3 separate regions of the Homo sapiens genome follow, and regions 2 and 3 are each linked to region 1. A link is a loop called in an ENCODE intact Hi-C map of the cell type or tissue named here. Cell type or tissue: heart right ventricle. All regions are shown on one strand. Links, peaks and the distances in the headings refer to the core of each region. The heading gives the core; the rest is flanking DNA. Region 1 overlaps WT1 (WT1 transcription factor). Region 2 has its middle 20 kb from the start of EIF3M. Region 3 holds the start of WT1 (WT1 transcription factor).

Region 1 (10,474 bases), core at 1,256-9,255:
GATCCAGGGAATAAAATGGAGCTTCATATATCTACAGAGCCTGTAACCTTCAAAGGACAAATAAGAATGAAAATGGGCAAAATAAGACTAAATATCTGGAGATTTGGCACCCTACAGTCAGATAAATGAGCAGATGCTTCGGTTTCACTCGTGATGCAGTTGCATCATTGAGAAGGCCGCAGTCTGACAGATGAATCTACCATGTGGATGTTTTTTAAACACACTATAAATTCATTTCGGAACACAGCACCTGAATGTTTGAATTAGTGCTGCTTGTGGTTATTTGTGTCACTGTTCTGCTCCTTTGAAACCAGAACTTAGGAGGCAAGGTGTCTCCAAGGCCCCAAATCGCCCTGTGAACTGAGCCCGATTCCTTGATACTGTCCCTCCTGCCGACACACTCAGGTGAGAAAGGTGTACTTGTCCCAAGTGCTTTCCATGCCTTCTTCTTCTCCTCTTATCTGGGAAGTTGAAACTGGCAGGAGGCATTCTGATGGGTTCAGAGAAGACCTTTATACAAAGGATGCACAGAACAATTGAGGCATGGGCCTGACCTCCAATGAGGGTGGGTCCCAGCCAGTCCCCTAACAGCACCTTCCTCTCTGGGGTGAGACAGATGGGCAAGTGTCCCTTCCACTTCCTGACTTGTGCAGGTCAAAGGAGAACAGAGACAACTGTGTGACGAGGGAGTTTGGCAGTGACTGACCCCGGCTCCTGCCTGCTCCGCCCAGCGGTGCCCAGCTCTCCTCTCTGCAGTGAGGCAGGGCCAAGGCTCCCTGGCAGGAGTGGCGCAGGGCCAGTGCAGGCCGGGGCCCAGCATCAGGCTCTGCCTCAGTCCTTTCTGAATGGCTGCACCTGCTCCACGCACAGCCAGAGGCCTGACTGCCCTGAGCAGTGCCTGCCAGCAAGACCGAGGGTAGGCGGGCTAAGCACCTGTGGCCTCTCCTTTCATCTTTAGGACAACCTGGGAGGTGAAGAGTGGTGCTGTCTGAGTTGAAGCTCCAAGGCACAGAAGGCGTTGCCGGGCTCACGGCAGTGAGTGGCAGAGGGTGTGCTGGTAGCCACTGCACCTCAGCACTGGAATGTTCCTGTCTCTTTGGGGGTGGGGGCCATGCCACCCCATTGCCTCTTCCCACAATCCTTACCCTTTGCTCTGGTCCCTTTCTAGGCTGTCCTTGGTGAGCAGAGGTGAGCAGAGACTGGCCAGGGGCTGGAGCAATAGGCAGAACTGTTGTGGCATCTTGCCACTAGCGGTTGAATGCTACTAACACTGGTGGGGTTGTGGGGAGGGGTGTCCTTCAAAGTTCTCCTCAGTGGTGTTCCCTGGGGCCTGGGAACCCTTGCCTAGAAACAGTGGTGGTTTGTCTCCATGAGGCAGCATCAGGAACATCTCTCTCATCAGGCAGCATCGGGAACATTCACTGGATGGGCACTTTGTGTTGCCCACCGAGTGAATTCAAAGGCAGCTCTCTCAGGAGGGAGAGGTAAATGCTGTCTCCCCCAGCCTGGTTATGGGTGAAGGCAGAAGCTGTCCCACCCAGCTCCTCTCGCCTTCTTCCTCCACAACGAGCTCTCCATGAGCCAGAGCAGGGAGCACTCCTTCCCAGGACGCTGCTAGGGGAGAGGTTTGCCAGGGCAGGGCTGGAATGCGGGCAAAGATAGAGGCCACCGACAGGGATCGTTATACTTTTAGAAGTCAGAAAAATTGGGACAGGCGGTGTCTCTAGGACAGGCTCCCTGGCCTTTTTCATTTGGATGGTAAGAACTCATCTTTTAAAAGTGGAGGCTGCCTGCTGAGAAGTGGGACAATCCCATCCATGGGGTCACGTCCGCAAGAGTCCCCCGCACCCCTCCATCCCTGGAAACCAACAGCTTCCTCCTCAGCCCGCTCCCTCTGACGTAGAACTCCTTGGGAAAGCAGGATACTGCTTTTAAAGAGTAATCATTGACCTTGAACTCTTAAGATGTGTTTCTCAATTTTCCCCTTTTATCACTATCCGGCTAACATTATGCTGTGTCGTTTCTTGAGTTCCGGTATTTAATACAAAATGTTGAATGAAAACATATTTTGTAAACAGGCTCTACAACTGGGTATGGGAGAAGGGAACATTGTGTCAATCCTGCCCGTCCTTTCTCTAGGCACTTGAAAAACATCCCTGGTATCCCAGCAAGCAGGCAAGATATCACTGTTGCATTCTCTCAACATTCCTGCTCCTCTGGTGCATAAGGCCAACGTGCCTGGGACAAATGTGGTACAGTGTAGGAGTGAAGAATATGGGCTGTGACTCAGTCAGATTAAAATCTCAACTCTGCCACATGCATGAACTGCATGACCCTGTGGGAGGTACTTTTGGAGTCTTGGTTTCTTCATCTGTAAAATGGGAACCACTATCAAAAGGAGGTGAGTGGAGAGACTGCATGTAAATGGAGAATGCATGTAAAATGGCACTGAGATGCACACAAAGGATCAATACATGGTGTGCATTGATCCGATTTGCCGTTCATCACTTGAGCATCTCCTAATTGTGAAAGTCCTGGGGTGTGCGTTCACAGGCTGGTGCAGGTTCATGCTAGGGGCAGGCCCTGTGAGACAGAAGCCCCCTCTTCCTGCAGACCTCCCTGACATCCGCACTCCATTCCTCATCCGTCTCATCTTTCTTCCCAGACTGGTCTTCCTCACTCCACGCCTCCTTCTTTCTCCTGGAGCCCAACTGCCTCCTCCATGGCCCTCCAAGTCCCCACTGCATCAGGCAATCCTTCATGGCCAAGTGTCAGCATCACCAATGCTTCTGGGACGACAGGAGAGGGGAAAGCCACTGGTCTCAACCAACCTCTCCCCTCTGCATTTATCTCAGCCCATCCCCCAGACCATCCTTCAATCCTCCCCTACTCCATAAAAATATTGCACCAACTCCGCAGCTCACATTTGCTCATTTGGTCTGCTTGACTTGCTTACCGCTGCGGTCTCCCTGTCTGAGGCCTCTACTCGAATTGGGATAATTTTGTCTGTGCTTAAAGGCACTGACCTTCCAGATCCCCGGACTTCAGGAATTTGTCCTCATCCCCTCATCAGTCTCTGAAGCACAACCTTATTCAGGGATCTGGTCTTGATCGTCCTAACTGTACAGGGCTGGCCAGTGGGTTTCCAGACCTCTAAATTACTATACCCTTCCTATGCTGTCTGGCTCTCTCTTTCCTTCTCAAGGCCAGCCTGAGAGCTAACAGAATCAGGATTTTGCTTGAAACATGGAGGAAAGCCCAGAGCCCTCCATGGAATCAGCTACTTTCTCAGCATAACATCAACCGACAATAGAAATCAGACCAGGTGTGATCATCATCATGAACATTTATATTTATTTATCAGTTTTGCAAGATCCTATCAAATAAATAATTTCACATATTTCATCCACTCGATAATTAAAATAGTCAGTAGAAGAAAAGACCTGAATGAAGAGCCCAGACCTTTATATTTTCATAGGGATTTGTTTCCCTTTTTGTGGTTCTCATGCACTTACCTATGAGAAATTCCTACAAGCCACTCTTCCTGTTTCAAGACTTTGAAGAACAATGCCTCCTGCGAGTCAGTTAATTCAGAATGGTGGGTTCAAGACAGCCCAGACAGCAATTCTTAGGCCAGCCAAGATGCACCCCATCACCCCTCTCATCTGGTAACAGTCCATCTACGGCAAGCAACTTCCCTCTTCTATGCCAGGGTCTCTCAACCAGGGGACTATTGACATTTTGGGCCAGAGCTTTCTTTGGGAAGGGGGAGGAAAGTGCTGTCCTGTGCACTGTAGGTTGTTTAGCAGCATCTCTGGCCTGTATCCCGCAGATACCAGGAGCACCCCACCCCTGCCCTGGTCATGATGATCCAAAATGTCTCCAGAATTGCCAAATATCCCCTGGGGGAGCAAAATCAACCACCCGACCACCACCCACCCACACACACACCCAAACTTCTTCCTGGCACATCCGTTAGTCCAAGATCAGTGTTGCAAACACCCTTCAGGGAGGACAGGGCTCCAAGGACCATCACCTTTGCTCTTTGTTACCCAATAGAGCCAAGAAAGTAGTTCCTAGCAGCAGCAAGACATGGGAAAACGCTGCCTGCCAGTGAGGCTTGGGGCTCGCAAGGAATACATCCTCACCAAGGCCATAAGACTTCAATTTGTGGATGCTGGAAAACAGGGCATCAGGGAGGCAGGGGTCCACTGCTGAGATGTGTGACTGAGTGAGGTGCAAGGACTGGAGAGGCAGGTATGGACCCTCACCACACTTGATCTTACCTGTGGAAGTCTCCCCAACTTGTGGAAGTCACCAACATAGGATCTGCCAACTGTGTTTGAAAACAACCCCCTCATGGATTGATTCCCCTGGGCTAGTGCACACAGTTCCTCTGACTGCATTCAGCATGCGTTTCTTGACCCACAGTGGACCTTCACAGCAGGGCCCTGGGCCATCTTCGCTGGCTCCTCTCAAGGACTAGAAGGGCCCAGCACCATCCCAGGATAGTCAAGTGCAAATCTCATCAGTCACCCTTCAAGTATTTAACAAGCCCACCCTGTAGATCCTCGCTACACACAGTGTCATCCACAGGCCGGCACAGGGGGAATCCCCTGGGAACTTGTCAGAAAAGAGGACTCTCAACGCCCTGCCCCAGAAGTTCTGAATCTAAGCCTGAACTTTAGCAAATTCCCCAGCTGCTGTCCATGGACATGAAAGTTGAGAAGCCCTAATGGAAGTAATGCAGGAAAGGGAGAAGAGGATCTCCTTCCCTCTAGAAGCTCACACTCCAGCAGAGAAGATGGGATATATAAAAATGAAGGTCAGTACGGTGGCTCATGCCTGTAATCCCAGCACTTTGGGAGGCCAAGGTGGGCGGATCACGGGGTCAGGAGTTCAAGACCAGCCTGACCAACATGGTGAAATCCCCATCTCTACTAAAAATACAAAAATTAGCCAGGCATGGTGGTGCACGCCAGTAATCCCAGCTACTTGGGAAGCTGAGGCAGGAAAATCGCTTGAACCCAGGAGTTGGAGGTTGCAGTGATCCAAGATCGCGCCACTGCACTCCAGCCTGGGCAACAGAGCGAGACTCCGTCTCAAAAAAAAAAATACACACACACGCACACACACAAATTAGCTGGGCATGATGCCATGAGCCTGTAATCCCAACTACTCGGGAGGCTGAGGCAGGAGAATCGCTTGAACCCAGCAGGCAGAGGTTGCAGTGAGCCGAGGTCACACCACTATACTCCAGCCAAAAAGAAAAAAAGGATATATAAAAATGAGGCAAGGGAGCAGAGTGCAAGTCTACACCACCAAGCATGTTTTGGGAGGACGACACCTGGATGCTGAAGACCAAGACTAAGAGCTGCCTTAGCCACTTACTTCTACTGAGCCTCAATTTCCTCATCTGTAAAGTGGGAATAACACTTGCCCTGTCTACCTTACAGGATTGTCCTAAAGATCAAAAAGGATGGGAAAGCACTATTCTGATCTAAAGTACTATTTAATGTTAAAGGTACTCTAAATGCTACAGAGGTTCAGAGAAGAGAGGGCTCCGGGTGACTGGAAGAGTCTGGGAAGATCCAGCAGAGGGAGTTGGGGAGCTGGGAGTACTGAGTCATATGCTAAACCAGGTGCTGCAGTAAATAAAGCAAGATGGAAAAGTGCACATGCTGACCACTGCACCCAACACCGCCTCAAGCCTGGGCCACAGGGAGCTCCCACTGACCTACTTTCACCCACTAACTCCTCACAGTCTATGGAAGAGTAACACAGTGGGTCTCAGAAACACATACAGTGTTCACAAGTGCTTTACAGAAGACACAGAGCAAGCAGAGATGGTCTCTGTGGCAAGGCTGGCAAGAAGCTCAATTGCTGCAAAAGTTATTAACTCTGGGTTGGGGTAGAGGGCAATGGACTTTTTACCATTTTTCAGAGCTGACCTGTGAGGATGGCTAGATACTGCAAGAGGATGCCTGGAGGAGGGAGAGGTAAAAGAAATGAGCCAGTAATTTCTTGGGTAATAGTTTTCCTAGATAATGTTTATGAGCATTTGCTATGTACTTGATGTTTTCATACTTAAAAAAAATTAAACCTCACTATGATCCTATCAGGCAGGGACTTTTGTCCCCACTTCACAGATAAAGAAACTGGAGATTTAGAATTTGAAGCCAGGTTGGTCTGCTTTCCATAGCCCATGATCTTAACTGCAAGCTAAACTTACAGGGTCGTCTGAGAATCTCTGTTCTTCCCTGTGCAGTTGAAACAATCAATGTGGCTGTACTTTTGTTGTAAGACCTGGCTCTTTCCGACTCGCTGACGTTTGCCATGCTTGTCCTGAGCTTCTCCAGAGAAATGCTGTCTTCTGGCAGGAAAAGATAAAAACGGCTGATATAAATGAGTCACCACACTCGCTATAATTAACAGTGATGCAAGAGCCAGATGCAAAATAAGAGGGGCCTCTGGACCTGACTTTTAGGCTGCCCAAACTTTGAGCTGCACTTCAATGTAAAACAGTCTCCATAGCTAGGCTTCCATCTGTTTGAGACGCATTTTAAATGAAGAAATAAAACCCGGAATGCATGCAAGCCCCAAGATAATGGAGCTGAGAGGGGCTGCACCAAATTAATCTCCTTATTTACAATTCAAAAACCATACACCAGAACAGAAAGAGAGTTTATAGTTTATAGATAATATAGATCTTTGCTTTCACACTCAGTTGCCCTGGAAAGGCTGAGCAGTTTTCAATCTGCTGAGCTGATTTATAGCAAGTACAGCTGTAAATTCAATTGTACTAGGTGTTCAGCCTATGCCCTCCCAGTGATGTATCTGAACTTTTCAAAAGGACTAGTTGTCATTAACATCTCTCTATTTTCTTTTGCTGATCTGGGATGATGGGATGCAATGACAATCTGCTTAAAATAAACCTTAAAACCTTAAAACATAATCACCACATCATCCACAAACCCCATTCAACCACAGCATGAGCACAATCACTCTGTAACACAAGGTGAAGATATTCTCTGTTGCTTCTAGGACATATAAGTCCCTCCTGAAGTTTGACAGAGAGAAATAAATTGTGGTCAGGACCTGGATAGGCTCACTAGTAGCCGTCGATGTCGGTGGCGTCTTCTCTTACCTGTTTAAAAGAGGCTCAGTGGCCTTGAGATTTGAACACAATACAGCTGATGGAATCTTGCCACTTTCCTTTTGAATAGACTTTAATTGAGAGCAAAGTGAAAAATGCAGGTTACAATTTTAAGTGTTATCATCAATATCTTGTAAGATCAACACCCAGTGATGCATCTAGTACTTATACAGTCCTAATTTTAGTTGTCAAAGAGCAAATCATTATCAGACATATATTTACACAGTAATTTCAAGCAACGGTAAATAATAAATTCCCTCCCTTAAAAAACAAAACACAACACAACACACACACACACACACACACACACACACACACGACCATCTTTAAACAATGGATTTCCTCACCCAGTAAGTCTCATTTTTTTCACATATACTTGTAGACCCAAAGGTCCTTAAGTTACTTAAAAACAGTCTTATCAGTGGAGATCCTGGACCATCCCCTATTTTCTTTTAAAGTCACTTTCATTTTTACAACTTGAAGCCATATACCAGCATGGTTTTTATACACTAAGGACACTCCCAGTGATGAAAATGAATTCCCCTCCATTTGTGCAAGGAGGTATGTACATCTATAAAGACACATATGATTACCACTCAAAAGAGTCAAAAACATACACAAAAAAATCTCAGATCTTCATAGTTTCTTAAGAGCAGTGTGCCAGTGTTCACATTGAATTAACTGAATGGTAAAATTCTTTTAGATTTCTATACAGAGGTACTGGTTAGTTCTGATTTTTTCTTCAGCTGCTTGAAATGCATGAGCTTTAAAAGTTGCCTGGCAGAACTACATCCTGCTTTCCAGGTTAGCAGCCTGGCTGACCTCGGGAATGTTAGACAAGATTCACCCCCGATGCCTTGCTCTCTGATTTATTTCTTGCTGTTGCTGTTAGTAAATGGAAACCATGACAAAGTTTACATTAGCAGACACATACACATGCCCTGGCCTATAAATATTCCATGATAGAAAATGGTACAATAATTCCATCCCCAGCGAAAACGAGCATAAAAAAAGAAGGGAAGGGTCAGGGGGACATGATCAGCTATGGCTCTTCTTACAGTAGAAAATCCACACCAAATGGCAATGGGCTTTTAACTAACCAGACATTGTTAGCTGCTTCTCCAGGGCCTGTGAGTCAACTAAAAGTAGGCAGGGCAGAGACCAACTCTTCCAGGCACACCTGGTAGTTTCCAGAAGCACCGGTATCTTGTCTTGGAAGTTGGATGAAGAAGATCAACTGAAGTTTCCTTTTTAGTGAGGAGGAGTGGAGAGTCAGACTTGAAAGCAGTTCACACACTGTGCTGCCTGGGACACTGAACGGTCCCCGAGGGAGACCCCTCAAAGCGCCAGCTGGAGTTTGGTCATGTTTCTCTGATGCATGTTGTGATGGCGGACTAATTCATCTGACCGGGCAAACTTTTTCTGACAACTTGGCCACCGACAGCTGAAGGGCTTTTCACCTGTTGACACAATTGCCAGTCAGAGACACTTGCAACAAAGAGACAGGCACAAGTTCAACTATCAAGGCCCGAGTGAAGTCATCACAAGGCACCCACTCTGAATTTCCCATCATTCTGTCCCTGAGCTAACCAACTGAGCTCATTTCCCAGGCAGCCTTGAAACAGCAGCACCTCTTGGGGCTTTAAGGATCGAAATATTGTAAAAAGTTATATTCTTAGGTCAGAAAACTTGGAAAGTGGGAGATAAAGAATGAGTCAAGTTGGGGGAAATGTCTGAGCAATTCATAATTAAGGGGAAAAACGTTTGTTTCAGTCTCTGCTGATAGAATGTTTTGTGAACTGTGTAAATTTCTCCCCCTTGTTGAGTAAGTTGGGAACTGAGATGAACTGGGCTGCAGAAGCCTCTGGGTCATCTACCCTGGGTATTACTGAGTGATCACTGTCCAGGGATCTCAGCTGTGACTGAAGCTTTTAACACTTCTATCTGTGTAGATACCCTGGATGGGCTGGATACTTTAAAATAAATCACTGATACCAGTTTACATGTTATGTGTTGTTTTTTTTTTTCTCTTAAAGTGTTACTGAGAGCATAATCCTGTTATATGGAAGATTCTAGTTGGGGCGTGGTTCTTAGATTTTTAATAAGCTTGCCAAAAGATTGAGGCTTCTCCACCCAAAGAGCCCTCAGACATTCTTTCCAAGCCTCATTCTCATTAGGGAGAATAACTACCATTTATTTGATGCTTAACATATGCCAAGCCTTGTGCTGGGCTTCACACACGCACACACACAACCTCATGTACTCCTTACAACTGCCCGTAGGGGAAGCGTTATTATCCCCACTCTACAGATGAGGTAGGACATCTATTGAGGGCAGATCCAGGCAGAACTCAAATCTCCAGGTCTGTCGAATTCCAGAGCCCGTGCTCTTCCCTGTATCACACCTCCCAGGCCTAGCCATGATGGAAAAGCAGCTGCAGCTCCATCTTAAGGAAGAATGCACAGAAGCTAAACCCTGTGCCACCTGACGGATCTTCTCAGATACTGCTGGTCCCACTTGGCCTTCTCTGAGAACTACTGGTTTGGACAAGCACTGAGAAATGTCCCAGGAGGGCTGGTGTCCCAGGGTCAGACTGGAGGCCAATCAAATGTGGTATTAAACAGTCTGCTGGCAAAACAGGTCATGTCACACTTACTTGGGGAGTGTGACAGCCGTGTCAAAGGGACTATAACACTTTGCCACCGAATTATGAGCTCAGGACTAAGTTAAAGAAGCATCAAAGGCACCTGAGGAAGGGAAGCAAGATCCCATCCTGCCAACCATGGGCCACAGGTGCCTTGGCTCTGTTTTTAAATGCAGCCAATTTGGGCGAAGAATCTGGGGCTGCTCAGGGGTTTGTGATGTCATGTTTTCCTTCACTCGCTGTTCCTCTGCTCTTCCTGGCCTGGCTCTCACTCTCCAACCCCACCTCCAGCAGTGCTGTTAAGGGCTGGCTCCTAATGGACTAATCCCAACCCTGTCTCTTGTCATCTTCATTCCTCTCAGTCTCTCAGTGGTGTTCAGCTTTGCTGACTTTGATTCTCTACTTGACTCTCCATGCTCCCTGGACTGCAGAGTAAATATCTGCCCCTTCTCCAATAAAGAAGCAAGTGGGACAAGGTGGGCTGGAAGCAGACAGAACTGGATTTGCTCCTTACTAGCTTTGTGACTTTAGATAAGCCATTGAATTATTATTGCCTCAGTCTCCTCATCTGTAAGATGGGAATAAAACATGCCTACCTCATTTTTTTTTGTTTGTTTTGTTTTGTTTTGTTTTGAGACAGGGTCTTGCTCTGTTGCTTGGGTTGGAGTACAGTG
Region 2 (10,474 bases), core at 755-8,754, 180 kb after region 1:
GTTCCATCCCGATCCATGTAACTTCCAATTTCCAAGTGGTAGACACGATAGATTAGCACTCAGCACTCAGCATCAGTCCAAGTTCTTTCTAAATAGTAGCGTTCTTATACAGCAGAGGCCAGGAAGCAGAAATGACAGCTCCTAGAGTCACTTGAAGCTAAGTTTGTGATTTCCTAGCATTGCTGTAACAAATTACCACAAATTAGGTGGCTTAAAACAATAGAAATGGCCCAGCACAGTGGCTCACGCCTGTAATCCCAGCACTTTAGGAGGCTGAGGTGGGTGGATCACGAGGTCAGGAGTTCAAGACCAGCCTGGCCAAGATGGTGAAATCCCATCTCTACTAAAAATACAAAAATTAGCTGGGTGTGGTGGCGCACATCTGTAATCTCAGCTACTCGGGAGGCTGAGGCAGGCGAATCACTTAAACCCGGGAGGCAGAGGTTGCAGTGAGCAGAGATTGCCATTGCACTCCAGCCTGGGCAACAGAGCAAGACTCCATCTCAAAAAAAAAAAAAAAAAAAAAAAGAAAAGAAAAGAAAACAAAAGAATAGAAGAGAAAAGAAAAGAAAAGAAAACAATAGAAATGTATTATCTCACAGCTCTGGAGGCCAGAGGTCCAAAATCAATGTGTTGGCCGGGCTGTGCTCTCTCTGGGGGCTCTAAGGGAGATTCCTTCCTTGCCTCTCCTAGTTCCCCATGCTGCTAGGCATTCTTTGGTTTGCGGCTGCATCACTCCAATTTCCACCTCTGTCTTCACATGACCTTCCCTTCTCTCTGTGTCTTCTCCTCTTCTGTCTCCTGTAAGGACACTTATCATTGGATTTAGGGCCCACTCAGGTAATCAGGATGATCTCACTTGAAATTCTTAACATAAATGCATTTGCAAAGGCCTTTTTCTCCCCAAATAATGTCACATTCTTGGGTTCCCGGTGGACCAGTCTTCTGGGGAGCCAGCCTTCAACCCACTGCGCCAGGGCTTCTGGATGTGAACTAGGCTCTGTCCATGAGATGCACTGTGTGGAGTTGCAAGGCAGAAGTGAGGAGGGAGCCATCTTTCTACTGCTCTGGCTGAAGCTGTTGGCCATCACAGGTATGGAGACCTTGGGATTTACTGAAGCAAATTAACGGGGGACAGCCTTTAAATTAGTGAAGGTCAAAGGCAATTGCAGGGCTGTGCAGTGGCTTCTTGATTTCAAGAGTGCAGCTCCAGCTCTGTGTTCTTCAAATCAACAGGGGCCTGATGATCCCCACCTTCCCGAGTGGAGCAGATGCAGCTCCCTTTTGAGTCAGTTCTTCGGTGTTGTGCTGGGAGCTTCTAGGGTCCAACCTAGAACCTACAACTTTAGTATATAATTCCCTGTATTAAATCCCTTTCTGCTTAAAATAATAAGTTAGTCCTGTTTCCTGCAACTGAACTCTGCCAATACATTTTTTGTTGTTGTTGTTGCAGCTGAAAGTAAATTTTTAATATTTAAAATAGTATAATTTTACCCAGCACTTTGGGAGGCCGAGGCGGGTGTAACACTTGAGGTCAGGAGTTCGAGCCAAACCTGGCCAATGTGGTGAAACCCTGTCTCCACTAAAAATACAAAAATTAGCCAGGCGTGGTCGTTTGCACCTGTAATCACAGCCACTCAGGAGGCTGAAGCAGGAGAATTGCTTGAACCGGGGACGTAGAGGTTGCAGTGAGCCGAGATAGTGCCACTGCACTCCAGCCCAGGCAACAGAGCAAGACTCTGCCTCAAAAATAAATAAAATAAAATAAAATAACATAAAATAAAATAGCATCACTTTAGATTCAGCTCTGTATACTGTTTTAGGTTTGGCTCATGGTAAGTAGGCCAAAAAATGATTTGAATAATGAAACACAAGAGTTTTTTTTTTTTTTTAGACGGAGTCTCGCTGTTTCGCCAGGCTGGAGTGCAATGGCGCGATCTCAGCTCACTGCAACTTCCACCTCCCTGGTTCAAGCAATTCTCCTGCCTCAACCTCCCAAGTAGCTGGGACTACAGGAGTGTGCCACCACACCCAGCTAATTTTTGTATTTTTAGTAGAGACAGGGTTTCACCATGTTGGCCAGGTGGGTCTTGAACTCCTGACCTCATGTGATCTGCCCACCTCGGCCTTCCAAAGTGCTGGGATTACAGCGTGAGCCACCGTGCCCAGCCTAGGAGATTTTTTTAGGGTGATAAAACTATTCTGTATGATAGAGTAATGGTGGATACATGATGCTATACATTTGTTAAAACTCACAGAATTTCACAGCACCAAGGGTGAACCTTAATGTATGCAAATCTTTAAAAACTCACTTAGGAAGCTGGGGATCTTCTGAAGAATATGACCAAAGAATCTAATCTATTGCAATTATATAAAACAAGCCCAGGCACGGTGGCTCACGCCTGTAATCCTAGCACTTTGGGAGGCCGAGGCTGGCGGATCACCTGAGGTCAGGAGTTCAAGACCAGTCTGGCCAACACGGTGAAACCCTGTCTCTACAAAAATACAAAAATTAACGGCGTGGTGGCCTGCATCTGTAGTCCCAGCTACTTGGGAGGCTAAGGAAGAAGAATTGCTTGAACCCAGGAGGTGGAGGTTGCAGTGAGTCAAGATCATGCCATTGCACTCCAGCCTGGGCAACAGTGTGAGACTCTGTCTCAAAAAAAAAAAAAAATTAGCAGGGCGTGGTGGTGGGCACCTGTAATCCCAGGTACTTGGGAGGTTGAGACAGGAGAATCCCTTGAACCTGGGAGGCAGAGGTTGCAATCAGCTGGGATCGTACCACTGCACTCCAGCCTGGGCAATAGAGCAAGACTCCATCTCAAAACAAAACAAAATAACTATATGAAACAACCTCACTGAAGGATTGGGAAGGAAACATGCCAACCTAAGTAAATTTGAACATGAGCAGAATCTCTAAAATTAAAGGCAAAAGGAACTTTTTTTAAAAAGTATTTTTAAAAATTCCCTTTTAAGTAATTATTTCTTTTCTTCATTCTTACCTGGGGCATTCTGTGTAGAAGATATGAGTCCTGTCTTTTTCTCATAAATAAACTGCATATTCTCAAAAATGTAAAAGGTTTTCCTAAGCTAATGCAAGGGTTGTAAAATGGTGGTTCAAGGGCCTGATTCAGCCTACAGATATATTTTATTTAGTCTTCACAATGTTTTAAGAATACTGGAGTTAGTTGTTTATGTTTCAAAAATCTGAGGATTATGTACAGAGATATGGATTCCCAGCTTTTCTGAAGAAAATCAGAAGCTCTAACAGGACTAAGCCCATATTCACATCTGATAGTGTGCACGGCAACGGTGGTTATAGCTAAGAAGATGCTGGACTCTTTTTTTTTTTTTTTTTTTTAAGAGATGGAGTCTCGCTCTGTCACCCAGGCGAGAGTGCAGTGGTGCGATCTCGGCTCACTGTAACCTCCGCCTCCCGGGTTCCAGCAATTTTCCTGCCTCAGCTTCTTGAGCAGCTGGGACCACAGGCGCACGCCACCACACCCGGCTAATTTTTTGTATTTTAGTAGAGACGCGGTTTCACCGTTTTACCCAGGCTGGTCTCGAACTCCTGAACTAAGGCAATCTACCCACCTCGGCCTCCCAAAGTGCTAGGATTACAGGCGTGAGCCACCGCGCCCGGCCGATGCTGGACTCTTTAGAGAAGGTTTGTTACTCAGTTTGTCACAATTTCCACTGATTAGGCCCACATCACTCACGTAAGTTACCTGCATGCCCCACACGCATCTGACTTTGCAATCACCACGATATTGGGAAGATTCAGGACAATCCAGCACTGCCCCCATCTGACAGCTTCCTCTTACCCGTGTTTCCCAACGCTTCCTAACTTGCTTACTGTTTTCCCAGAGGAAAAAAACCTGACAATGTGTGACTTCAAATAGCATCCTTTGCATTTCAGAGAACATCTAAAAAAGACTATCTAACTGAAAGCAGTGACTTTTTTTTTTTTTTTTTTTTTTTTTTTTTTTTTTTTGAGATGGAGTCTCGCTCTGTCTCCCAGGCTGAAGTACAGTGGAAAGATCTCGGCTCACTGCAAGCTCCGCCTCCTGGGTTTTACGCCATTCTCCTGCCTCAGCCTCCCGAGTAGCTGGGACTACAGGAGTGCACCACCTACGCCCGGCTAATTTTTTGTATTTTTAGTAGAGACAGGGTTTGACTGCGTTAGCCAGGATGGTCTCGATCTCCTGACCTTGTGATCTGCCCGCCTTGGCCTCCCAAAGTGCTGGGATTACAGGCGTGAGCCACCGCGCCCAGCCAAAAGCAGTGACTTTTTAATGACAACCATCTAAGCACCATAGGCCTATCCTTGCCCACAAGAGTTTACCTCACTATTCTACCTATTTATGAGCTAGGTGTTAGGCATATTCTCTGTATTGAAGCTTGAGAGGTAGTATGTTCTTAATCAGAATCAAGATTCTTTTTTTCCCCTTAACATAGGCGTAATAATAGCGAAACAGACCAACTAGTGAGTCTTTAGTGCTGAAAACTACTCGTTAAATTTATTGGTTCTTTGATGTCCGATTCATGGCAAACTCTCATGGTTATTTTGCCAAAGGAAGTCAAAGTCATCATGTTGCATTTTTTAATGGGGATTGATACACTTTTATGAAAGGAACTTAGTGGGATTTTTAAAGAACATCCATTTCTCTTCTTCCTAAGTACAGTAACCTTGCCGTGGCCCCTCCAGGCCACTCAACACCAGTGTGAATTTGTTGTTCTCTCATAAATTGCACAACCCATCTGACAAAGTATTCTGACTTTTTCACCTAAATATCAACAACTTTCAATTATCCAGGAGAAAAAAAACATCATTATCAAAAGTGTTTCTCATACTGATTCGACGGAAACCACTGGCCATACATAGCAAAAATAACAAGCAGCCAAAGTTTAGATTGGGACATTCATCTTTCCTTTGTGATAAAAAGTTAGGCTGTGACTTGGGAACGCACGACACGCTTCATTGGCAGAAATGCTCTCGTTCTGCTTGAAAGCGTGGGTACTTCAGAAGTGCCTCCCCTTGCTAGGATGAGTAAAAACAATATCATTTTCCCTGATAGCTGCTGAATTGAAGTGAAGGCTTATTTATTTAAACTTTTGAAGCATGAAGCAAAATGCAGCCAGTGTGTACAATGTCTGTCTTAGAGACCATAAGTCAGAGATAAGAGTTTATGAAGCGTTAGATCAGCAGGATGAGTCCTGCTTTCTCATGTAAACCACACAGAGCAGAAGGTTGCAGCATCAGCCTCTGAATCCCCCTTAAAAAGCAATGGTTTGAGCTCCTTCATTCCCACTATTACACAATTCCATTACCGCTCCTTTCTTTACAAAAATATGTTTTGAATTATTCCACTACTGATTGTTGGTGAAATGCTCTTTTATTACTTGCTAACAGCATTTGTTATTACCAAGAGTAGTGAGTCTGAAAGCCTTTGCTCTTCACCCATCCCAAGGTCAACCCCACACAACACCGTGGGGTTGCCAAATCCCATCATATCAGCAGCTGACTGCTCCTGTGAGCTTCACATATTTCTTAAAACCTGGCTTGGAGGCCTGCTACCTGACCTCCTGCAGCGGAACCTCCTAGCAAGTTATCTCCAGAGCTGCTTGAGCAAAAGTTCAAGTTGCTAAAACAGGTGTAAAAGGTGAAGTTTAACAACCGCCTTGTTAATTAGTCCTTTTACTTTCACCTAAACACAAGCCCTGCGCTAGATCCCAGGAACCTTCTAAGGTGCACAATTTTTCTTAATTTTTTTGTTATGCTCCAAAATACACTGCCCTACCTCCCATCTCTCATTTTAGGATGAGGCTCTGCATTTCTTTCCTATTGTGGCTGTAACAAATGGCTACAAATATAATGGCTTTAAATAACAGAAAATTATTCTCTCCTAGTTCTATGTTTTTATTTGTTTTTTTGTTTTGAGACAGAGTCTCACTCTGTCACCCAGACTGGAGTACAATGGTATGATCTTGGCTCACTGCAATCTCCACCTCCTGGGTTCAAATGATTCTCCTGCCTCAGCCTCCCGAGTAGCTGGGATTACAGGTGCCCGCCACCATGCCCGGCTAATTTTTGTATTTTTAGTAGAGACGGGGTTTCACCATGTTGGCCAGGCTGGTCTCGAACTCCTGACCTCGTGATCTGCCCGCCTCGGCCTCCCAAAGTTCTGGGATTACAGGCGTGAACCACCAAGCCCGGCCTAGTCTCTCCTAGTTCTGAAAGACAGAAGTCTAAATTGAGTTTTAGGAGGCTAAAATCAAAATGTCCACAAGGCTGTTTCTTTCTGGAGGTTCTAGGGGAGAGTTTGTTTTGTGTCTCTCCGGCTTCTGGAGGCTCAGGCGTCCTTTGGTTTGTGGCCACATCACTTCAATCCCTGCTTCCGTTGTCACATTGCCTTCCCTTTCTGTTGTCAAATCTCCATCTCTCTCCCTCTTGTAAGGACACTTGGGATTACGTATAACGTCTACCCAGATAATCCAGGATAATTTCCACACCTCAAGATCTTTAAGTTAATAAATCGCAAAATTTCTTTTGTCATATAAAATAACATTCAAAGTTTCCAGGGATTAAGTTATGGACATCTCTGGTGGGAATGGGGGTGTCACACACAATTGGCCTATCATAAGCCCTAAGTGCAAATTAATGTTATTGCTATTATTTTCTTCAATATAGTAAGTTTTCTTTTTAAACTCACGTGTTCAAAGAATATGATGCTTTATCAAAGTAGTAATTCTCTAGGGAAAAAATCTTCAGGAGTCTGTGGATCCTTACAAATGGATGGGGCTCTATTCAAAGGATTTTATATTGAACCTAAAAAAAAATTTAATTCAATGAAGTCCTATTTCCCCTACTTCTCAGATTGTGGTTTCTAAATACCATTTTCCTCTAAAATGACCCAAACCTTCTTGGAGAAATAGCTGATTCCAGGTCCACGGTTGGAAATCTACAGGATGAGCCTGCAATATCTTTCTGTGAAAGTTAGAATGCCTTCAAAGATGCCTGAGGTCTCTTAAAAGGACCCAAGAGACAACTTGAAAAAGCTCCCACTGGCCAGTAATCCCAATGGATGGAAATACATCAAATATACATAAATTTGTGAATTTAAACTGATATTTTATTTTATTGTGACAGAGTTTCACTCTTGTCAGCTAGGCCGGAATGCAATGGCATGATCTCAGCTCACTGCAACCTCTGCCTCCTAGGCTCAAGCAATTCTCTTACCTCAGCCTCCCGAGTAGCTGGGATTACAGGAGTGCGCCACTACATCTGGCTAATTTTGTGTTTTTAGTAGAGACAGTGTTTCACCATGTTGGCCAGGCTGGTCTCAAACTCATAACCTCAGGTGATCTGCCCGTCTCAGCCTCCCAAAGTGTGGGATTACAGGCGTGAGCCACTGCGCAGGCCTAAACTGCTATGTTAAAAAGACCTTCCTTGTTACCTTTGAAGAATGCTGGGGAATCAATTTACTATTTAGAATTTGGTAGATAAAGGGAAAGAAAGAAGAATTTATCCTACTTTTCTTGGGTGAACTATATCCCAGAGTAATCAAGTAGTTGATGACAGCAAGTTTCTTTTTGTAGAATTATTTCAGCTGATAAAAGATGAAGGAATTCTGGAATTAGAAAAATCAAGGTAACCCCTAATTAATTACAGGATTCTGCAACGCCTAATGGATTAATGGGTCTAGATAATGTTGATTCATGGCTGCTAATATCACAAAAACTAAAATAACCAGGCATAGGTGCCTCCTGGTAGAACTACACACCCACAAACCATTACCTATAAAACATCCCTCACACCTGTAATCCCAGCACTTTGGGAGGCCAAGGTGGGCAGATCACAAAATCAAGAGATCAAGACCATCCTGGCTAACACAGTGAAACCCCATCTCTACTAAAAATACAAAAAATTAGCCGGGTGTGGTGGCACCCGCCTGTAGTCCTAGCTACTCAGGAGGCTGAGGCAGGAGAATCACTTGAATCTGGAAGGCGGAGCTTGCAGTGAGCCGAGATTGTGCCACTGCACTCCAGCCTGGGTGACAGAGCGAGACCCCATCTCAAAAACAAACAAACAAACAAAAAAAAAAACCACCAAAATGAATCTAATCAAAACTCTAGACCTAATAACCATATATATACAGGAAGTACAGGGGAGAAACAATACTAGATAGGTGCAATTTATAAAATTCATATGTGAAATATTCTACTGAACTAAATTGCAAGAAAAAAAGAGATGGAGGGGCAATTTATAAATTAAAAGAGATTCAATGACCAATCAATCACAAGGTTTAAATTCTAGTGCATCATTGTTCAAAAAACTGTAAAAATTGAACAATAAGAAAAATTGGACTCTGACCAGATAGTTGATGATGTTAAGGAATTGTGATTCATTTATTTAAGAGGTTTTTTTTTTGTTTTTTGGTTTTGGTTTTGGTTTCTTTTCAGACAGAGTCTCACTGTGTCATCCTGGCTGGAGTGCAGTGGTTCGATCTCTGCTCACTGCAGACTTCGCCTCCTGGGTTTAAGCTATTCTCCTGCCTCAGCCTCCCTAGTATCTGGGATTACAGGTGTGCACCACCACACCCAGCTAATCTTTTGTATTTTTAGTAGAGATGGGGTTTCACTATGTTGGACAGGCTGGTCTGCAACTCCTGGCCTCAAGTGATCCTCCCACCTCAGCCTCCCAAAGTGCTGGGATTGCAGGCGTGAGCCACTGAGCCTCGCCTTAAAAGACTATTTTTTAAGGGCAGTTCTAGGTTCACAGCAAGATCCAAAAAAAGGTACAGAGATTTCCCATATCCCCACCCGTCTCCACACAATCACAGCCTAGTCTATTATCAACACCTCCCACCAGAGTGGTACATTTCTTACAACTGATGAACCTACATGGACACATCATAATCCCCCAAAGCCCCTAGTTGACTTCAGGGTTCACTCTTAGTATTGTAAATTATATGGGTTTGCACTAACGTATAATGACATGTATCTACCATTATGGTATCATCCAGTGTATTTCCACTGCCTTAAACACTCTGTGCTCTTCCTATTCATCCCTGCCCCACACCCAGCCCCTGGCAACCACTGAGGTTTTATTGTCTCTATTGTTTTGCCTTTTCCAGAATGTCATGTAGTTGGAATCATGTAGTATGTAGAGCTTTCAAATTGGCTTCTTTCTCTTAGAAGTATGCATCAAAGTTTCCTCCATGCCTATTCATAGCTTGATAGCTCATTTCTTTTTAGAACTGAATAATATTCTATTGTCTGCATGTGCCACAGCTTATCCATTCACTTACTGAAGAAAATCCTTGTTGCTTCCAAGGCTTGGCAGCACGAATAAAGCTGCTATAAACACTTGTGTGCAGGCTTTTGTGTTTTCAGTTCATTTGGGTAAATATGAAGGAACACAACTGCTGAATCATATGACAAGAATACATTTAGTTTCTTAAGACACCACCAAACTGCCTTCCAAAGTAGCTGTAGCAATTTGCAATGGTATGGAGAGTTCTGTTGCTCCACATCCTGGCCAACATTGGGAGTTGCCAGTGTTCTGGGTCATTCTAATTGGGTGGATTGCCTGAGGTCAGGAGTTCGAGACCAGCCTGGCCAACATGGCCGAACCCCATCTGTACTAAAAGTACAAAAATTAGCCTGGCGTGGTGGTGTGTGACTGTAATACCAGCTACTCTGGAGGCTGAGGCAAGAGAATCACTTGAACCCAGGGGGCAGAGTTTGCAGTGAGCTGAGATCGCGACACTTCACTCCAGCCTGGCGTAAGAGCGAAACTCCATCGCAAAAAAAAAAAAAAAGGATTAAAAAATTAAAAATATTTGAAACAATAACATGCTTATTAAGTGTAAAGATCTTCCAACTAAAGAGTTAACTGTCTCTCAAGAGTTACACCATTCTCTCAGTAAACCAGACTCAACACCTTGCAGTCATCATTGATGTATCTTGTGTGCTATTTTGGTTAAATATTTTTTAAGTGGTTACTGTGTGCATGGCACTGAGGATACAGAGGGAATAAACACACTCTTGTTGGTGAAGGAGTAAGCCTAGTGGGTGGGAGAGATGGATCAACAAAAATATCTGGCACTCATTTGACTCAAACGCTTATGGGGAGATGTTGATCAAACGGTATAGAATTTCAGTTATAAGATGAATAAATTTGGCTGGGTGCAGTGATGCACACCTGTTATCCCAGCACTTTGGGAGGCTGAGGTGGGAGGATTACTTGAGGCACAGAATTCAGATCAGCCTGGGCAATGTAGCAAGACCCTGTCTCTACAGAAAATTTTAAAATTAGCTGGGTGTAGTGGCAAGTGCCTGTGGTCCTAGCTACTCAGGAGGCTGAGGCAGGAGAATCACTTGAGTCCAGCAGTTAGAGGTTACAGTGAGTGGCGATCAAACCACTGCACTCTAGACTGGATAACAGAGTGACATCCTGTCTCAAAAAAAA
Region 3 (10,474 bases), core at 852-8,851, 49 kb after region 1:
CCTGCATGGGCGAGCACGTTTGGGCTTCCACAGACTTCCTTTTGAAACCTGAGGCCTGGCCTTCTTTGAGGCCTATAGATGAGCTTACAAACGAAATTTGGCTCAGGGCACCCACTATTGCCCGGAGTGAAGGCCGAATTTCTGAAAGGACACTAAAAAGAGAGAGAGAGAAAGAGAGACAGACACAGAGAGAGAGAGAGAGAGGGAGGGAGAGAGAGAGAGAGAGAGAGAGAGAGAGAGAGAGACGAAATAGAAGCTACGAAGAAGTTTTCTCTAGACGAACCCTTCTCCATTCCTGAGCCCAGGAGTAGGCAGGGACCCAGGGCACTGCACAATCCTCAGAGCCCTGCTCCGCAACTGTCCGTGCCCGGCGAGGGCCGTGGGTCCCGAGTCGCGGCACCCACTCTCGAGACGTCCGTCCGCACCCCAGAACTCGGGCCCAAGGATGCCCGTGGCCCGCGAGCCCTCCTAGGCCTCCTCCCAGACCGGACACGCAGACCTCGGCGGGCAAAGACCGGCCTCAAACCCTCTCCTTCAGGTCCCCCCGGGAGGGGCAGTGGTGAAAGCGCCTGCGGAGCGGAGGGAGGTCTCTTTTAATTAGAAGCTTATCGGACACGGGTTTGATTAGAGCGCGCTGTCCCTGGGCCCAGCGCTTGGCCTGGCGCGGAGAGTGCGGGGGCAGGGGCCAGGGGAGGTAAAGCTGCCGGCTGGAAGGAGCAGCGTGTTCAAAGGCTCCTTGTACAGGCCTTGGAGGGAGAGAATCGAGTGGCCAAGGTAGCGCCTTTCCCACGGTTAGTCCCGGCCCGGGAGGGGAGCGCAACCTTGACCGTGCGCTAAGAGGCGAGACGCGCTCTGTGCCCTCCTCCCCCGCCGGCGGCTGCAGAGAAGCCGGGAACCGCCTGGCCTGGCCGGGCCGTGAGAGCTGAGGGGTGAAATGGACAGCAGGCTCAGCCAGGAAGGTGCTCAGAAGGCTGAAAACGATGACTGCAGCTGCACTGTGATTGGGGAAAACCTGTCCCCCAACAAAATACCCTCTCCTGTGTGACCGGAAGAGGGAGCCTTTGGCCCTCGGGCGTCGCAGGCCTCCGCACCTGACCCTAGGGTGGCCTGATGATCCCAGGCCTAATCATGCCTTAGGGTTCTGCGAGCCTGCGGGGCTGCGGGATCAGTGGACTAGCAGGCAACCTCTTTTTTTTTTTTTTTTTTCCGAGACGGAGTTTCGCTCTGTCGCCCAGGCTGCAGTGCAGTGGCGCGATCTCAGCTCACTTCAACCTCAGCCTCCCGGGTTCAAACGATTCTTGTGCCTCAGCCTCCCGAGTAGCTGGGATTATAGGCGCCCGTCACCAAGCCCGGCCAATTTTTTTTTTTGTATTTTCAGTAGAGACAGGGTTTCACCGTGTTGGCCAGGCTGGTCTCAAACTCCTGACCTCAGGTGATCCAACCGCCTCGAGCCACCGCGTCCGGCCCAAGCAAGCTTTTTTCCCCTCCTCCTTAAGCCTTGCATCTAGTCTGGGGCTACTCAAGTCCTCACCCCACATCTGCCCTCACAAACCCGTCAACCCCCACACATGGACTAAGAGTTTGGTGCCCCTCCCGCAGGCCAGAAGAAATCCATCTCAACGGTGGGGCCAAGATCCCTGGAAAAGGAGTAGAAACACCCTAGCATGGTCTGGGTTCAAATCCCACCTCTGCCACCTAATCTCATAGAACCTGGATTTCCTCATCCAAAACAAGGGGCCTCTCCAGGATTAGCTGGTGAGCTTCTTGCAAAGGTTCTCGAGGCCATTGTCTTAATTAATATTCAGAACCCAGTGCCTGACCAAGTAGGCGATTGATGTTTGCTAAATTAATGTTTACAAGATTAGGATGCAAGATATAATATTTAAGAATTTAAAATATGAACATGCTTGTGAAGTTTTGGGCGGTTGTGAGTGGGTACCAACAATTGCCCCTGCCTGTGCACCATGGCTAGACTGCCCTAGGGATCCAGAGACGGCCTTGATTCCTCTCCCCTGGGGTTTGGCCTTGGCGCTCTGATGGCCATTTCCACATTTTTGAGAGTTGATGCCCTTGCCTCTCACAGCCCAAGTCTTGGGCCAGGCCCTGCATTCCTGGGGAAGCAGCAGGAACCCTGGAAATCCAAAGAATAAACCCAGAATCTCGAGGGCCACCCTTGCCCACTCCAGGATAGCAGCCGGAGCGCTTCTCACATCCAAGCTGCCCAATGAGCCTCAAGGGCTGGGTAAGATGGACCCATCTGTTTTCACTGCAAGACAAAACTTAAACCTGGAGATGGTGCTTCCAGGCTATATGACTTGAATCTAGGGCCCTCTCTCCATTGGGCTTTTTCTCCAGGGTGGAGAAGAAGGATACATTCACCTACTAGTCCTGGTCCCCTTTTAACTTTTTCTCCATGGCAGCCACGCCTGTATATTACAGAAGAATCCAGATATTTTCCAGAAGTGTAATGCCTGCTGGCTGCAAAACCCACAGTCCCACCCCCCACGACATGTGATAAGATCCCAGGCACCAGACCTGCCCTGAAAAGGGCTGGACAAGGGACCCAAACGAAGCGACAGAACCCAGGTTTCAAAAATCCCCTAGAAGTACTAAAAAGATAATGGCGTAGTAGTATTTTGTGCCCCAGGGGCATGGATTCGATGGTTTCTCAACCGCCTCCAAATAGCACACATGCAGACAGTGCTCTCGGATTCATTGTTTCTCAGTCACAGATGTTTAGATGGGTTGCCGAGTTCCATATTTAAAGCCCCAAGAGGGTGGTGGGTAGCGCTTCTGCATCTATGGAGTATAACTTCAAGCCGGACCCAATCTCCAGGTTGCCCATCTCAGCTGTCCTCTTATAGACGGGGACACTGAGACCTAGAAACTCCCCAAAAGTAACACCAGCCTGCTAAACAAAGGTGGCGCGATCTGATCAAAGAACACAAGCCTCAGCGACCAGTAAGTTGTCCCAACGCCCCTTGAGTACAAAACACTAATTTCACTAACTAAAAGCATAGAGTGGAGGCAACCCTTGGGTCTGCTTGCGGTTCCTCCACAGGACAGTGATCCCAGATTCTCCCGAAGAAAAGGGCGGTTTCGATTTCTCCAAGGCTTCGCGGGGGCCGGGTGCTCCTGGTTAGGCTAAGGTAGGAGCGGCCTGAAGACGCGCGTTTAGAAGGCGCGGGTGAAGGCGGGCAACAAGGGCAGAGCCCTTCTCCCGAGCCTTGGGCGAAGGTACCTCCTGCAAAAGATACACTCTGCTTCCCACGCATTCCAAAAACATCCCGGTCCCTAGGCCCTCGAGTAATTTTGCTCCAGGAAAAGCATCCGCCATTGTATTAGTAAAGCGTTTACTAAATTACCGAATCAAACCGAACTGGCTTAGGTTCTCAATAGCGTGGAAATCCACTGAAAATAAATGAAGAGGGCAAACTACAGGGGCTCCGCAGGTTCGGGTCCGCGCCGCCCAGGCGAAAGAGAGGTGGGCGGGCATCGGCGCGGGATGAGAAACCAACCTGATACTTATCGTGTGCCGAGTTCCCTCCTTGTATCCTGACTAAGCACAGCGAATAACCCTGTCCTTGTTCTAACCCCAGGTCTTGAAGAAATACTGTCCCAGCTGAGCCCCGCGTTTACAAGATGAAGAGGCGCCCCAGATGCGCTGAAAGAAAGGCCAAAGCTCGTGCCTCCTTCCACTGCCTGCGGTAGAACCTGGTCCCGCATAGCTTGGACTCGGATAAGTCAAGTTCTCTTCCATCCCCAGAACCTGCGTGGCCGCCGCCTGAGCGAAGCCCAGTGAAGATCCACTTCTGTATTACCATACGCGGGAGCTATCCACGGACACGACGCTGTTCCAGAAAGCCATTTAGTTACTGGAGGTGCATGTGCTCATTCTAGTTCTCTACGATACTTAATGTGCACCTAAGTGTGTGCCAACACCGTATTATAAGGGCTGGAGGTGCTCCTGGACATTTTAGCGCTGCGGAGGCAGCACAGCACAGGCGCTCACCCCCGCGCTGGTCCCACTCCGAATCCAGAGTCCAGACGTCTGAAAAGCGCTACGCTTGGTGACAATTTGGCGTTTCCTTAATTAACAAAACTCTCCCCAAGGCAGAGCCAGACACTGCGCCGGTCTCCTGGTTCCACTCCCGTGGGGACTAGCAGTCCCGGAATCTCTCGGACTCTAAGGGGCCCCAGACGCCCTCCCGGCTCTTGCGAACAGTCAGGCTCCTAGCTCTGCCTGGCTTTGGAGGATGTCGGGGGCCAGTGCCTGCGTGCACTCCCACTCTCCGGCCTCCTCCCCAGCCGCCGCTTCCGCTATCCTCACGGCCCTTGGGAAGCAGCTGGGTAAGAGCTGCGGTCAAAAGGGGTAGGAGAGGGGGGTGTCCTAGAGCGGAGAGTCCCTGGCGCCACTGCCCCGCGCGTAGGGGGCGCTCCCCGGCCTACTTACCCTGATTGCGAATAGCGGGCTGGCTCTCGAGGCAGCTGGGCAGGTAGGGCGCGTTAGGAAACATCCTGGCCTGGCCGGATGACGCCTGGCTGGGCGGAGGAGGACCGAAGGGCCCGTAGCGACAGGCTCCGGCTGTGCCAGTGAACTGGCCGGAAAAGTGGACAGTGAAGGCGCTCAGGCACTGCTCCTCGTGCGGCTCCGCGCCGCCCCAGCTCGGCTCCTGTTTGATGAAGGAGTGAGGCGGCGGCGGCGGGGGTGGCGGCGGAGCCGGTGGCGGCGCGGGGCCGCCCAACGACCCGTAAGCCGAAGCGCCCGGGGGCGCAAAGTCCAGCACCGGCGCCCACTGCGCCGCGCCGCTCACAGGCAGGGCACAGCCGCCGCCGCCACCCAGGGAGGGGACGGCGGGCAGCAGCGCGTTCAGGTCCCGCACGTCGGAGCCCATTTGCTGCGGCTCAGACCCGGACGCCCCGCGGCTCCTCCGGCCCTGGAGACGTTCAGCGCTGGCCTCGGCGGCGCCTAACTTGGCCCAGATGCCGCCCGGGTCCCGGACTCCCTGCTGCTCTGGCTGCTGTAGGCACCCAGGCCCGGAGCGGAGCGTGTGCTGAGACGCCGGCTCCGGGACACACGTGGAAGCCGGGTCCTGCAGCAAGAGGAAGTCCAGGATCGCGGCGAGGAGACGGCGGGGCCCGGGCGCCTGGGCTGCCGTCCCGGCTCTGGGTGGGTGGGTGGGTGAATGAGTAGGTGGGAGGGAGGGCGGGAAGTGGGGGAGCGGACAGGCGGTCGGGTTGCGGAGAGCCCCCGGGTGTGGGCGCTGCCTTGAACTCCTTACCCCAGCTGCCTGGCTGCCCTCAGCTTCCCAAAGCTCAAATAAGAGGGGCCGGCGGCGCGGGGAAGAGGAGGAGCCAGGAGGCTCGGCCGCTCCATTCACTCAGCAGCCCAAGCCCGGCCAGGCAGCGCGCGCTGCTCCTTGGGGGCGCCCTCGCAGCTGGGGTGAGGGCGGGTCCGAGGGAGCGTCCCTCTCGGAGACACCCTCCTCTTCAACCCAACACGCGCTCTCAGCTGGCCGGTGTGGCACAACCCTCCCCCCACCTCCCCTTCTTGGCCTTCGCCAGTGTGGGAGCCTCGTCTCACTGGAGAGTCCGTTCAGGTAAGCAGTGAGTCCGGGCAGGGTCGAATGCGGTGGGAGTAGAGATGGGGTTGTTAATCTAAAAGAGTGGTTTGGAGGGAGGGGCAGGTAGGCTCCAAGAGGGCGGGAACTTCAGGAAAGCGCAGAAAGAACTCAGTCAAGCTTCAAAGAAGCGTATACCCTTGCTTTGCACCCTTGAGTCTGGCTCTTGCTTCTAGAACTGTCGGGTAGGGGAGTGGCCATGATCTTGGGGTCACTGGGGAAAGAGGTGGCCCTTTGTGGGTTCCAGAGGTCGGGACTGAAAGCGAACGTCCCTCAGTTGGGTGGCCGGGAGTTGCACCAGTTATAAGCCGGGCGTATTTCGATCGGCTAGTAGTTGTTTACTTGGTGAGGTTTGCGCCAGGCGGAAGGCGGTTGCCGCCTACCTAAAATTGGAGTCAGCAGCACTTAGTTTCCCTTTCCAGTGAGGAATATCTAATTCTTCTACGGTTAAGCCGGGAAAACAGCGGCTAGTTTAGGAGGGAAGAAAACCCTTGGGCAAACGCCCAAAGCCTGCGTATATTCCGGCCGGAGCATCCTGGCGCCCAGTTTGGGGAGGAGGGGTGAAGGGGAGGGTTTGGATACGAAGCCCGGCAGGGAGCGGGTAACTCCTGGAGCCACTCCGCCGAGCACTGCCTGTGGCCCTGGTCGAGGATACCATTCTGGTTGCTCAGTGATTGACCAGGAGGCGGAAGCCAGTTAAGGGGACCAAGGAGTGGAGTAGGGAGAACCTCCATCGGCCCACGGGCGCGAGTTAGTGTTCGAATCTTTGGGAGCTCGAAGAGCTTCGCTAAATCTGACTCCCTTCGTCTAGTCTCTGTTTGGCAGCCCCCGCGCCCCAGAGCAGGTGTTTGGGGCGGGTAGGGGGTGTTTTGGTTTGGTTTTTGGATCTTCTAAAGGAGTCAGTATCTATTGGGAAACAACCCCTAGGCAAGGAGAAGAACCGGGGGCCGGAGCGGAGCGTGTTTCAGAGGTGCGTATAAAATCCCAGGGGCGCCAGGAGGCAGCAGCGACGGCGCAGCGTGGGACGGCCAGGCGCGACGGGAGGGAAGCAACCGGTTGCAGTCCGGCCTCCTGTACCTGGCTGGCCCGGGCTGGGGCTGCAAGCTTTCCAGCCAAACTTATGTGAAGCAAAGTAGTTGCAGTTTGACAAAGAATGGCGTTTCAATAAATGACATAGTAATTTTTTACGCTTTGGTTTTTAGCTTGCATTGCATAAACGTTGTCGCCATTAAATTCTGGCTGCGGACCCGAAGTGTGTGCGGGCCCAGGACTTACTCGAAGGGCGCACTTCTTGGGAATGCGCATCCCGTAGGCGCAGGAGACCCTGAGGGTAAAGATGCGGCACTTGAGCCCTCCGCTTGCCTCCCAGGCCACCTTTGCTGCTTGACTTTGCGTCGTCTCCACTCAGAAGCTTTTAAAATTATTATTAAGAAAAGAAAGATTCTACAAGACACTGCCCCCACGCTCTCTGCTCAGTCCTCTCCCACACGATCTATCCCTAAACCTTTCGCGGGGCTCGCGCGTTTGGTTTTTTGAGTGGAGAAAGGACTCTCGAGACAAAATTCACTGCCAGTTGCCCTAAGAACCCCCCAGATCCCTGTATCTCCCTTCCTTCTCCCCGCCTATTATTTCTACTTGGAAGTCGTTTTTCTTAACTAGGACTCAACTGTGAGGGGCGAGGAGCCCTTTATGAAAAGCCGGGGACTTTCATTTCCAAACGAAAAGATTGAGATTGTTTCTTCTTTTACCATCCTTGGCACTTTTAGCGGGGGGAGAGGAGGTTATCTGAAGGGAGGCTGGCTTGAATGTGAGTCGTTGTGTTTGTGAAACCCAGGTAAGGCAAAGACACGTAAATCTCTGCCAACATTTTTCAAAAATAAGTTTTTGCCCCGGGGTGAGGGATGTAGGGGTGGATAGGAGGAAAGGAGAGCCAAGCAAATGTAGAACTCCTCTCTCCTCTGCCATTTATTTTCTCAGAATCCTTGTGGGGGCGGGGAGGGGAAGAGCACCGGTGCGAACCCCGGGGTGCCCCCTCGCCCGACTTGGACTTCTCCGACTAAAGAGGTGGGAGGAGTTCCCTGCAGCCTGCGGGGCCAAGAAGAAAGTGCTAAGCTGAGGAGCCGCAGTCGGAGGACCCCAGGGACCCGACAGGAAGTCTCCGTACGACCCCAACGGATCCACATGCCCGGAAGCCCAGGCGACACTAAGCCAGCGCTGGGGAACTGACGTACTCCTGCAGTCGCAGGGCGCTCCATGCCTCTCTGTCCTCTTCTTTGTTGTGGGTAACGTTCTCTGCGGGAGACCTGAGGTTTTCCAAGGGGGACATGCCAGCTACACTGGCCTTGGCGCCCTGAGCTAAGCACCAGGACTCACAGCCTAGCACGAAGGCAGGTAGCACCTTCACCCGCCGCGGACGATAGGCGCTCTCCTGTACCTCCTTTAGCTCGCGAGGCCCGCCCTTCGCGAGGTCCCAGAGAAAAGCAGGCTGTGGAAAACTGGGCGCCCCCTTCTTTCACCCACCTTCTTACCCCTGTCAGCGCCGAGATCTGTAGCAGAGGTTCCTGGTCTGAACCACCGATTGGCAAAGAAAGCTGCAGATTAAACTTCTCGTTTTACAGAGAAGGAAACTGAGGCCCAGACAGCCGAAGGAGAGGCAGTCTATGGAGCGCAGCGGTAAAGAGCAAGGGGTTGGTGGCCCCAGAATGGAACCTCAGCTCTGCCAGGTAACCAACAGCTGTGTGACCCTAGACGAGTTCCGCAGTCTCTCTGAGCCTCAGTTTCCTTACTGGTCAAACGGGATAATGGGATACTAGCGCCCACCTCATAGAGTTGTTCTGAGGATTAGATAGGAGAGCAGTGTGGGCCTTTGACTCAATCAACTTTACAGTTTTTGTTACTACTACTGTTTAAGGACAGGAAACAAGTTAGTGGCAACGCCGAGCTGAAACCCGGGTCTCTCAACGTCCAGTTGGAGGTTTTACCCACCACCCCTCTACCTCTTCAGAGCTAATGGGATGCAGAGGCGAGGACAGCCCCTGGAAAACCATGTGGCGTTGATACACTGGCAAAGCGCAGGCATCCCGGCCTCGAAGGTGCATAATTATTGCAATATGAAAAAATCGAGGCTGGGTAGGAGCAGGGCAGTGAGGATTTCTCAACCCTTACTTTCACCCCGGCGCTGTCCACTGCATCTGACAGAGCGCGGAGCTGGGCTGCTACAGCCGCAACCCCAGGGACCAGTGCGCACGCCTGGGCCGCCCTCCGGGAGTCACCCAGCGGCCGCGGACAACTGAATAAACACCCCAAAGCGCTGCGGTCGGTCAAGGGCGGGGACAGCCACACTGCGCGCGGGGCCCGCAGGCCGTAATAAAGAGTGGCTCGACCTCGCTGCTGCCTGTCGCGGGAGAGGAACAAGCTTTCGACTAGCGCCTCTCCCCGGGGCCCGCGCCCCGAGCCCCACGCGCAAGACAGCCCAACAGCTGTTCCTCCCCTCCCCGCCGACTCCAACTCTTCGGAATCTGCCCACTCGGGGCTGCAGGGCAAGTGTTTAGGATGGTTCCCAGCCCCGCGCTGGCGGTGAAAATTTCAACGTCATTCCTTCAATTAAAAAAAGGGGGGGGCAAGGGAGGGGCTTTGTGATAACTACTCCCAGCTTCTTCTGATCATTTCAAAATTAAGTCGATTTTTTTTAACCAGTCCCCACTTACTGTCCTAACTCTCCTCGCTGACCCTATCTGGGAGCCCGGAACCGTTAGGTACTGCCGAATGCGGTGCAAAATTTCCCCCTCTCCCCCAGTTCGCAGTGCCTGGAGCCGCTGGGGTTACTCGTCTGTTCTGATGCCACCGCGAGATGGTCCCCGAGCTCCCCGAGAGTCCTCAGTGAAAGGATTCCGCGGCACTGCCTCTATTATTATACCGTAAATCTTTTTAAATTCTGGAACTAATTATATAGAGGATATGTCTCAATTTGTTCTGCATTAATGCCACAGTGGGGATGGAGGCCAGGCCGTGGCCAGAGCAGATACGTAGGCCCATGAAATTGATGAACTGAGAGTTGCTTCCAGTCCTGAGCGCACCATCTGGAATTCCAGTCTGAGGTTACAATTAGAACTCCTGACCCCAGATTCAACTTTGCAAACAACAGGGGAAAAAAATGGGGAAAAGAAAAACCACGAGAGAGGGAAAAAAAATTATTCTGCACCTGTAAAAAAAAAAAAAAAAAAAAAAAAAAAAAAAAAGTCACACAATCTTAAAATCTTTCCGTCTTAGACAATTCTTTCCAAGTATTTCTTTTGTGTTTTTTAACCTATAAAAGATAATGGAATGTTTTATAGACTGGATTTTATCTCATCCCCTTTCCCTCTCCCAACTGCCCTCAGTTTAATAGTTGTCAGTTTTACCTCAGTGTTGAATTTAATTATATAGGAACAAAATATTCCTCAGTAAATTTGCTTGCTAAATATTCTGTCACATTTACTTCCCCTTTGAGAAATGGCTTAATTATAGAAATCTACCTGCATCTAGGAATTTTTTTTCCCTTTTCTTTTTTGACCGCCATTCCAGCTTAATCGTAAGCAGAGATTTTATTTGTGCAGTAATTTTATTTGTGTTCTAAATTCGTTTAGCCAATTTCTTCCTTCTTTCTTTAGTAACACCCTGCTTTATTTTCCTCTCACTTTGACCCCCTGAAGAAAACGAAGGACCAAGCAGTACTGGAGAATCTGTTAAATTTATTAGCATAAATGCTTAGACAAAACGAGATATAAATCATTCAGATGTATTAAGCCATAAAGTATCCCAATGAAGTCAGTCCCTTGCCAGGGTCCTGGTGTATAAATGTTCATATAAAACAA

What was found. A loop is a pair of places that touch in the nucleus more often than their neighbours do. Peaks named below come from ENCODE experiments on the same cell type or tissue, not always from the same donor. Only the 100,000 strongest peaks of a DNase experiment are listed, where the experiment ranks them.
Region 2: it touches region 1 in a loop (2.6-fold over the local background); 9 of 110 quality-filtered maps call a loop at or near these places.
Region 3: a loop joins it to region 1, with 6 times the contacts of the local background. A loop is called at or near these places in 14 of 110 quality-filtered maps.

The regions. Positions count from the first base shown.
Region 1 is chr11:32,380,564-32,391,037 of GRCh38, forward strand. WT1 (WT1 transcription factor) reads right to left here. Exons shown (of 10, transcript NM_024426.6): 10 at 7,212-8,616. The coding sequence ends at 8,495. Among named protein-coding and RNA genes, the nearest start is that of WT1-AS, 50 kb to the right of the region's middle. RefSeq lists enhancers at 6,310-6,454, 6,332-6,680, 6,332-6,589 and a cis regulatory region at 6,374-6,391. In heart right ventricle, for the core only: a CTCF peak has its summit at 5,588 (motif pointing right); a DNase peak (open chromatin) is centred at 5,695; H3K27ac peaks cover 1,433 bases.
Region 2 is chr11:32,558,257-32,568,730 of GRCh38, forward strand. No RefSeq gene overlaps it. Among named protein-coding and RNA genes, the nearest start is that of EIF3M, 20 kb to the right of the region's middle. In heart right ventricle, for the core only: a CTCF peak has its summit at 3,794; no DNase peak of the experiment used is centred there.
Region 3 is chr11:32,430,247-32,440,720 of GRCh38, forward strand. WT1 (WT1 transcription factor) reads right to left here and starts at 5,293. Exons shown (of 10, transcript NM_024426.6): 1 at 4,454-5,293. The coding sequence starts at 5,114. WT1-AS (WT1 antisense RNA) reads left to right here and starts at 5,272. Exons shown (of 5, transcript NR_120548.1): 1 at 5,272-5,600. RefSeq lists enhancers at 3,642-4,226, 5,334-5,366, 7,030-7,177, 7,767-8,624, 8,625-9,480 and 1 more, promoters at 602-993, 3,023-3,756, 5,094-6,292, 5,094-5,744, 5,386-5,488 and 1 more, a silencer at 2,934-3,071 and cis regulatory regions at 5,673-5,710, 5,695-5,821, 5,914-5,933. In heart right ventricle, for the core only: CTCF peaks have their summits at 1,028 (motif pointing right) and 4,432; DNase peaks (open chromatin) are centred at 4,355, 5,465, 6,005 and 6,208; H3K4me3 peaks cover 6,503 bases; H3K27ac peaks cover 5,871 bases; H3K27me3 peaks cover 8,000 bases.